Linked DNA regions of Mus musculus: region 2 is linked to region 1. Evidence: chromatin contacts called from ENCODE Hi-C or POLR2A ChIA-PET data. All regions are on one chromosome and are shown on one strand. Each heading gives the region's core, a stretch centred on a gene start or an enhancer-like site at or near the end of the contact. The rest is flanking DNA. Distances are from core to core; before and after follow the strand shown.

Evidence for each region. A loop is a pair of places that touch in the nucleus more often than their neighbours do. ChIA-PET counts read pairs that join two places held with the same protein, here RNA polymerase II (POLR2A).
Region 2: a map of heart shows a loop between it and region 1 (4-fold over the local background). The contact joins the promoter of Chtop here to the promoter of Ilf2 in region 1. A Hi-C loop is called at or near these places in 1 of 37 maps with a recorded cell type or tissue (heart). POLR2A ChIA-PET finds 5 or more read pairs at or near these places in 5 of 5 experiments (Patski and embryonic stem cell).

The regions. Positions count from the first base shown.
Region 1 is chr3:90,474,403-90,479,372 of GRCm38, forward strand. Ilf2 (interleukin enhancer binding factor 2) reads left to right here and starts at 1,799. Exons shown (of 14, transcript NM_026374.3): 1 at 1,799-1,843; 2 at 2,603-2,662; 3 at 2,918-2,960. The coding sequence starts at 1,839. n-TMcat11 (a tRNA gene) reads right to left here and starts at 1,529; the gene lies at 1,458-1,529.
Region 2 is chr3:90,506,309-90,511,134 of GRCm38, forward strand. It overlaps Chtop (chromatin target of PRMT1), which reads right to left and starts at 3,190. Exons shown (of 6, transcript NM_001293776.1): 1 at 2,883-3,190; 2 at 1,237-1,318. The coding sequence starts at 1,301. It overlaps S100a1 (S100 calcium binding protein A1), which reads right to left. Exons shown (of 3, transcript NM_011309.3): 3 at 4,726-4,826.

The sequences.
Region 1 (4,970 bases), core at 549-3,048:
AAGGCCTGCACCACAAGGTTGGGTTTAAAGATGTATTTTATGTTAAGTTATGTGTGTATATGTATACATGCTTATGCGTACAATGTGCTAGAGGGCAGAAGAGATTGGCCGAACTTTAGTCCTGAAAGAACAGTGCGTGCTCTTGACTGCTGAGCCTTTTCTGAGCCACTCCCAATTAAAAGAAAACCTAGGGCTGGAGAGATGGCTCAGAAGTTAAGAGCACTGACTGCTCTTCCAGAGGTCCTGAGTTCAATTCCCAGCAACCACATGGTGGCTCAGGACCATATATCTGATGCCCTCTCCAGGCCTGCAAACATACATGCAGGCAAAATACTGTATACATAATCAATCAATCAATCTTAAAAAAAAAAAAAGAAAAGAAAAAAGGAAAGGAAAGAAAAGAAAATCTAAAGGCAAACTTAACCCATGATGGTAGAAATCCAATATGGTTACCTTTCTGAGATGATGAAAGACTTTTTGTGAGGCAGGATCTCCTATGTAGACTTACCTGGCATGGACTGGCTACATAGAATAGTTTGACCTTGAACTCTCAGATCCTCCAGCTGCTGCCTCTCAGGTGCTATAATTAAAGGCATGCTCCACCATGTTTGCCAAAATAGCGTTCTTTTTTTTTTTTTTAATTCTGTTATATTTATGTTGTGTTTATGGGTGTCACCACACCCACAACCTTTATAGTGAGGTCGGAGAACAAAATGCAGAAATCGCTGCTCTCCTTCCACCACTGTGGGTCTCAGAGGTTGAACTCAGGTTGTCGCGATTATACCTGCTGACTCACCTTGCTAACACGATAAAGTATTCCCTATTTTAATGAAGGTGCAGTTAGGTTACTTGAAAGGAATATATGCCTACGAAAGTAAGTAATACACCAATACTTGTCAGAATCACCTAACATAGCGAAGTGGGGAGGAGCTGGTGGAACTGGGGAAGAGAAATATGTGATCAAGATATATTGTATGACCCAGCACTCGGGAGGCAGAGGCAGGCGGATTTCTGAGTTCGAGGCCAGCCTGGTCTACAAAGTGAGTTCCAGGACAGCCAGGGCTACACAGAGAAACTCTGTCTCGGAAAAACCAAAAAAAAAAAAAAAAAAAAAAAAAAAAAAAGATATATTGTATGAATTTTTTTCAATAAAAAGAATCATATAATAGTAATGCTATCGAGGGAATAGTGGTGGTAAGTGGAATTAAGTTATTTCTCATATTTCCATAAGGTAAAAGTTATGTTTTCAGGTGAGGCGGCACACGCTGGAGATTGCTGAGTTTGATGACAGCTCGGGCTACACTAACGAGTATTATGTAAGTCAGGATGACCGAAAAAGACGCTATCTAAAAAAAAAAAAAAAAAAAAAAAGTTGGAGAAGAAAAAAGAATTGTATTTCTTGTTATGGAAAGGAAAATTTAATTAGATTGTCAAAATTTTAAAAACAAAGCCTCCGATAGCAGAGGATGGTTTCGATCCATCGACCTCTGGGTTATGGGCCCAGCACGCTTCCGCTGCGCCACTCTGCTACCCACTGGTAGCATTCTCTTCTTTTCCATAGAAGAGCTTACCATTCACCGCCTCAACTTCTGAACGCCCTCCGCTGTCAGTGGGGAAAATTGCCTTCATCCCTGTTATGTCTTCTTATTGGCTGGCTCCTTTACAGGGCATTTTTCATTGGTTGCTGCGTTAACCAATAAACGCGCGGGACGGAGTGAGGCGGGAGCCTATCGCGCAGGCGTTTGTTGGGACACGCCGGCCAGACGTTTCTCAGCCAGCCTAGTTCTTCCCAGCGAAGAGCGGTTGTGTGGCCTCCATTGTTCAGGATTAAGCGAGCCATGAGGTAAGTGGACAGAGGTGCTTGAAAGTTCCAGCCGAAGTCTCGGGGGCCTGGCTGAAATGGAGTCGGAGGAACAAGGGCCTGCATCTGGGCGGCCGGCGGAAAGCCTGACCGCGGGGGAGTGGAGCAGGAGGAGGCTGGCGGACTCCGGGAATCGGGCCCGGAGGGGGTCGGGGCCCAGCAGGGGGAGTTGTGTTGATACCTGGGTCTCGGGGGCCGGGAGGGGATGGAGGAGAGGTCTTAACGGCCCAGGAAGATCTCCCTCCGTGCGCAATAAGTAGGCTGGAGCGTTGCGCAATTTTCTGGTACCTAGTGTTTGACCAATAGTACATGCCTCGTAACTGTTAATGCTGTATTAATAAATGATAAGTCACTTTACTGTGCATATTAGGACTGGTGTGCCTCACGATCGTAGGTTACCTTAGTAGGGGTATGTATATCAGGTTCTGAAACTCGTATTTTCCTGATGTGAGTTTTGATAAAATCCTGAATTAGAAGTGGGGTGTGGTGTCGAAAGCTGCACTCACAGCACTTGGGAGGTAAGGCAGGAGATACATGAGATTCCGTCTCAAAAACAAGAAAAAGGAAAAGTCCAGAATTAGGATGTCATTGGGCACCATTTGGAATCTGGGAGAAGAGAGCATGAAATATCTATCCACTTCTGTAGTTCGAGGCGGTCAAGGTAAGTCAAATTGAAATAACATTGATGGTGTGATGGAGACCTTTTTCAGCGAATTGAGAGTAAAATGTATGTATTTTTAGGGGTGACAGAGGACGTGGTCGTGGTGGGCGCTTTGGTTCCAGAGGAGGGCCTGGTGGAGGGTGAGTGTGGCTGTTTGCATCTTTGCCTTGGTTTGTTTCAGTAGAAAGGGGTTTGGAGTAGATTGTTCTATTTCATTTCATGAAAGTCACGAAAAGCATTTCTTTTCCTGATGTCCTACTAAGTGGATTTGACCTTTTGCTAAGAATGATACAGCTCAGAAACTTTTCCAATTCTTAAGACAGAATTGGTTGGTGCATTGTGTACCTCTCTTGTGCTTTCTGCTTGAATAACTTTGGGTTGTTTTCATGTTTCAGGTTCAGGCCTTTTGTGCCCCATATCCCATTTGATTTTTATTTGGTGAGTATTTTGGCTTTGGAGGACTTTCCTGTTCACTTATAGGTGTAGAAATGGAGCCCCCTTGTTAATGGAGTCAGATACTGTTTGGAGTAGGATTCAAGAGTGGATCTTTTCTTTGTTTGAGTGAGGGTCTTCTGTATGATTGGCTGGCCTGGAACTCTATGAATACTTACTGAGTTGACTGCAAATTCACCATCTTCCTCCCTCAACCTCCTGAATGTTGGAATTACAGTCATGCATTCCCACATCTGGTGTAAATTTTTATTTACTTAGTATGAGTGCTAGAGATTTGAACCCAGGACCTTGAACATGTTAGATCTATATCCCTAACACCTAATTTTATTTTATTATTGTATTTATTATATGTCACTATCTACTTATAGGTATAGCTACAGGTATAACATGGCTCTAGTGGAGGCTACAAATTTTTTCCAGTTCTTGCATAACGGTGCACATCTGTCTGTAATTCTAATTTCCAAGGATCTTATGTCCCTGTTGATTTCCACAGGCTCATGCACACAGGATGCATATGCATTCACTGTGGCACTCACACATACACATAAATAAATATTTAAAAAAACAAGCCAGTTCACCAGTCAGTCTTTAAAGAGACTGTAATCCTTTTGTAATCCCAGAAATGGAAGCCTGAGCAGTAGGACCATGTTCAGAGTTCAAAGTCAGCCTGGGTTACTAGAGTGAACTGTCTCAACAAAAACAAAACATAGAAAACAGAGTCAGCAAGGTAGGAAAAATAATTCCTTTACAGTTTCATTGTAATATTTGTCTAAAAAATGTCTTTTTAAAAAATAATTTTTAGGACTTATTTATTTTGAGACAGTGTCTGTATCTATAACCTTGGCTGGCCTGGAAATCAGAGATCTGCCTGTCTCTGCCTCCACAGTTCTAAAAGTGTGTACTATATTACATGGCGGATGGGTTATAATCAGTTCCTTTCTTTCTTCATTTATATTTGGATTTTTAGATAGGGTTTTTCTGTGTAGCCCTAGCTGTCCTGGAACTCAGAAACCCACTTGTGTCTGCCACCTGGCTTGCTTTTTTAAAAAATTTCATGTGTATGTATAAAGTACTTGCCTATATAAATATTTACCATATGTGTGCTTGGTGCCTTTGGAGGCTAGAAGAGGTGACTTGTCAGAGGTTGTGAGCTGCCTTGGGTATGCTAGGGATCAAATCTGGTTCCTCTGCAAGAGTAGCAAATACTCTTCACCTGCTGAGTTATCTCTCTGGCCTCTGGGTAATTTCTGTTTGTGTGTGTGTGTGTGTGTGTGTGTGTGTGTAAATAGGGTTTCATTGTACAGCCTTGGGTGGCCTATAATGTACAGAGATCTGCCTGCCTTTGCCTCCTGAGAGCTGGGATTAAAGATGAGGGTCATCACTGCCGGGCCTTTATTTCTTTTTATATAAAGGTAATGAGTACTCAGGCTGCTGTTGTAGCTCAGTTGGTAGAGTGCTTGACTGGCATGCACAGAGCCCAGAGCATTTCATATATCAGTATGAGGGTACGCACTAATAATCTAAGTACAAAGGAGGAAGACACAGGAAGATAAGATTACAGTCATCCTCAGCTACATAGCAAGTTCAGGTCAGCCTGTGATTTTATATAAGACCCGTCTCAAAAGAAATAACAGAAAAACAAGGTTTGCATTTGGACTTGAACATCTGAAGGAGGTGAAAACAAGTGTTGTAAGGTGTACTGGCTTTGAAATGGTCCCTGGGGAAAATAAAATTAAATGTAGACTTTTCTAGTTTTTTGTTTTTTAAGATATATTTATTTTAGCTGGGTGTGGTGGCACACGCCCTGGCTAAAATCCTGGCACTTGGGAGGCAGAGGCAGGTGGATTTCTGAATTCGAGGCCAGCCTGGTTTACAGAGTGAGTTCCTGGACAGTCAGGGCTATACAGAGAAACCCTGTCTCGAAAAACCAAAAAAAAAAATATATATATATATATGAGTACATCATTGCTCTCTTCAGACACACCAGAAGAGGGC
Region 2 (4,826 bases), core at 1,940-4,439, 33 kb after region 1:
ACACTTATTGGCATTCTCATGGCTTGCTAGACCAGGAGCTCCAGATCCCACGAACTTTAAAGTGGCACATTTGGATCAAGGCTGATGTGGGTTAAAGACTCCTCTGTTTCCACAAACTTGCAAGAACCAGAAACTCAGAAATGCAGCCAAGGGCAGCACAATTAGAAGCGATAACAAGGGCTCAGGTAACAGCTCTTAAGAGAAGTGGAAAGCATGAAATACACGCAGTAAGCAAATATGATGACAAGAAACAGAGATGCAGTTACAAAGACAAACAGAAATGCCGACACTTTTGGAGAGTGAAAGTTCATTCAAAGGACAAACAGGAGGAAGGATCAGAGCACCTTCAAAGTCCACTGAAATAACAGACTCATGAGTTATGGGAGTTTATTACATTCTAACATGTTACTTAGTAACACATGAATACAGGAAATTAATGTATCACATCTTAAAAGATGAACAGAGAAGCACATGTGCTTCTGAAGCAAACACAGGCACTAAATTAAATGCCTTGGGAGTTCTAGCAACAACATAATAAAATGGTGAAAGACACCAAATAAATGAAATTCTCAGAAACAAAAACTGCCTTTAAATACAAATAACCACTCTTTCTGACTCAGGACTTCTGAGAAAGTTAAATTAGTTAAGTCGCTTAAGAGCCTAAGAGGACATTATTCTATCATTCCTGTTATGATTAAGTTTAATAGAAGTAAACACACAGCTGATGAAAGATTTCAAAACAAAACAAACTAAAAAGCAGAATGGGAAGAAAGTGAAATGGAGCAAAGCAAGTGCCTCTTACAAGGCCCAAGAATGCCATTCAGGGGCCTTTGGACATAGTCTCGGCTTGCTACCTGCCTCTTACAGGCCAGACACAACACTGCTGGCCTCGGACTAGGCAGCAAGCCTCTTGCAGCCAGGATATACCATACCATCATGCTGCACCACCCCTGTATCAATGTTAGGAAAAAAAATTGAAGGGAGGGTGTGAGGAGTCTTTTAAAAAATATATCCCACCAGGTAAATATTTCAGATAGCTTAATATAAAAATCTACTGATAAGGGGTTTTGAAACAACTGCCCAATTTGTTTTGTACCACATTAGATGCAATTAAGAACAGAGGTCTGTAGCCTTCTGTCATTTAGCTTACAACTGGCTTTTTTTGTATTGGACCCCAGGGTCAATTTAAGTAATGTTTTCTTAGGAAGGAGCTGAAGTTGCTGTTGGCTGCCTCACCGCTCATTTAGAGACATCTTGGTGGTGCTTTTTAGCACAACTTTCGGCGCTGACTGTGCAGCCATCTTCAAATCCCGAGAATCTACAAAGGACAATATGCATGAGTCAATCAAAATAATGAAGCTTGCATTTTCACAAGAAGCAAGGCATAAATCTGTTAAAGGCCTATATTTTTAACTCTGAAGATGGTATCATGAGATCTTAAGTTTGCCAGGTGGTGGTGGTGGTGCACTTTTAGTCACAGCATTCCTGAAGCAGAGGTAGGTGGCTCCCTTTGAGTTCGAGGCTAGCCAGGTCTACATAGCAAGTTCCAGGACAGCCACGGCTACCTAAGAGAAACCCTGTGAGGTGGGGGCTTACGTCCATACAATAGTTATAAAAATTTCAAAGCTCCAGGATGGAGAACATCTGCCAAAGTCTCCAAAATAGCAGAATGAGATGTAGCCAAAGCCTAGGAGTTTGGCTTTCAATAGTTCTTCTCAGCCTGGACTGTATGTGACTTAGCTGAGGAATGTTTGAAAAAAAAAAAAAAAAGAAAAAGTCCCTCCCAAACTAAACTAAATTCTTGATGCCTGGATCCAGACCAATTAAAGTACAATCTGGCCATGAGGATGGGGTACAGCAACTGGGATTGGGGGTGCTACCCAGGTACATCTTACATGTCTATAGAAAGTTGAGGGTCATGGATCTAGAGAAATGGAGGAGCTGGGAATATAGCTCCTCAGTAGAGTGCTTGTTTAGCACTGATGAAGCCCTGGGAAGTTCAATTCCCAGCAGCAACAGGGGAGTGGTGTAACAGTCTGAGGCTGTAACGGGTTACATTGTCACACTGTGAGGACCGGACTCTCATACACCCAAAATAAAAAGAAAAGCCTAGTTTCAAAATCGATTCTCAACTCCAAATGCAGGTGGAGCTCTAGTTAGACATGGCAGGGGAAAGACAGAAGAGGTTTTCTAAATGGGTATTCAATCTGAGAGCTCTGTTAAGAGCACACCACAATATTTTAACTGTAGTGGCATATACTGGGGAGGGGCTGAGGCAAGGGGGTCACAAGCTCAAGGCGAGCCCGGGTGATTTGACAGACCCTGTTTCAAACTAAGATTATTATTATTTTTAAAGCTGGAGATGTTAACTCGGGGCGCTAGTTTAGCCAAAGTACGATTTTGGGTTCAACTTCGGTGCCGCAAAAAAAAAAAAAAAAAAAAAAAAAAGAATCAAAATCGAACACCCAGAGCCGCCGCTAATTCCTGTACTCCTCATTTGACCTCCACCTCGAAGCCTCTCAGGACTCCAACTTTGATCAGGCGACTATTTCCGTGGTTATCCCCATCAAACGCTATTCTGGGGCGAGGCTTTGGCTCCGATGGAGGACGCTTATCTAGGTAAGCAAGACACTGGATTTGAGGCCAAACCACTACGACCAGCACCACCAGCACCAGCACCTGCACCAGACACGCCAACCACAAGCAGCACCCGCACGGCTAGCGGCCCAGCTCGCTGGCCGCGGTTCCGGCTTAGCCTCCGCCTCCCGGCTCCGCCCCCTCCCCGGCCTCTGCGCACCTCAGCCCGGTCCACACCTGCCACCCACGCCACCGGGCCCCGGACCCCGCGCCCCTCCACCTCTGCCCTCTCCACAGAAACTCACCGAAGGAGATGGACGCCAGCGCTCCTCCCGGGGTTGCCACCACGGCTGCGGCGGGCGGCCCGGAGGCCGGCCTAACCTGAGCTGACGGCGGGCCGCTCGGGTTAACTAGCTGGGCGGTTGGCTTAGATGCTTAAACGGTAGGATGTGAGGCTTCCTCGTTGTGGGTTGAGTATCTAGCTGACCGATCCTCCCGCTCGTCAAGCCTGCCCTTTCCTGCCTTTCGTCTGGGCCCCCAGAGCCGGCGCCGCCAACTCCCGCTTGGTGTCCAAAACAAAATGGCCGCCGGGCCCACCAGTGCAGCGTGACCGGCTAAAATGGCGCCGACGGGCTTGCGTCAGTGCGCGCGCAACTAGGGGCGTGGCAACATGGTCCTTTGGCCTAGCGCAAGAATCGCAGCGAATCCCCACTGACTTTGGCAAAGATCCCTTAAGTTACGTGTAGTGCTCCGCCTTCGGGGGCGTGGCCAGTGGCCGTAATCGCTAAGTACCTCTAGACTACCTTCTGGACAAGTTTATGCCCCACTTTGGTGGGATTTTTGGCTTGCAAATAGCAGCTTAGATTGGCAACAGTGTTTGTATCCTTTTATTTCCCATTCCCAAGCTAAAGACAACTGTAAAAAGTCTTTATTAGGACCTTGAGACCTGGCTAATTTGCTCAGGCCCTCAAACCTATTTGTAGAGTTTCTGTTTCTTTTTGAGGCAGGCTTCCTTTGTGTAGACCAGACTGGCTTCGAACTCACAAAGATCCACCTCCTGACCCCCCCTAACCCCGCCCCTCCCAGTACTGGGATTTAAGACCCACACTGGACTCATCTACATCCTTTTATAGGGACTGCCTCTAGAAGATGTGGCTAGTTTTAGGGTGGGTCTTTTTACCTCAAGTAATCCAATAAAGCAAATCTGTATCCCCACTTATGTATCCCTAGTTCTTACATAATGTCTAGCAATGATGAGGCATCAATAAACACTGAATGAAGCTTGGGAAAAAGTTCTTCTAGTAGTTTTTTGGTTTTGTTTTCTGGTTTTGTTTTTTTGTTGTTGTTTTTTTTTTTTTTTTTTTTTCCGAGACAGGGTTTCTCTGTGTAGCCTTGGATGTCCTGGAACTCACTCTGTTGACCAGGCTGGCCTTGAACTCAGAAATCTGCCTGCCTCTGCCTCCCGAGTGCTGGGATTAAAGGCGTGTGTCACCACTGCCTCTGGTAGTTTTTTTGAGACAGAGTCTCTATAATGTAGTTCTGGCTGTTCTAGAATTCTCTATACAGACCAGGCTGGGCTTGGACTCACAGAGATCCTCCTGCCTTTTACGTCCCAGGTGCTGAGCTGGTGTTAACTATGGTACGTGCCACCATTTCTAGCTTTCTTCAGATTTTTTAAAAAAGATTTATTTATTTATTATATGTAAGTACACTGTAGATGTCTTCAGACACACTAGAAGAGGGCACCAGATCTCGTTACGGATGGTTGTGAGCCACCATGTGGTTGCTGGGATTTGAACTCCGGACCTTTGGAAGAGCAGTCAGGTACTCTTACCCACTCAGCCATCTCACCAGCCCCACATTTTTTGATGGCTTGTTTATTTCTGTTTCTGGCTATGTAGTATGGGCTGGCTTGGAACTCAAAATCTTCCTGCCTCATCCTTCAAGTCCTGGTATTACCAATTACTCATACAAATCCTTGAGAAGCCAATGACACTTGGATTCCAGCTAAAATTTTCGGACCCCTACATTTCTGGGTTTTGAGTGTTCCTTAAATAAGGAACTAATGTAAACTTGACAAGATAAGGTGTTGGGAGTGAGCACCCCTTACTTCACACATAGCCATGCCCAGAGGGTACAGACATTGATAGCTGGTGAGAGAGAAGGCTTTATTAAAACAAGTGGCAGATCTGGACTGCCACTCTTGTGCCCTTGGTGCACGTCGAGACTGGGCAAGGATGGGGACATAG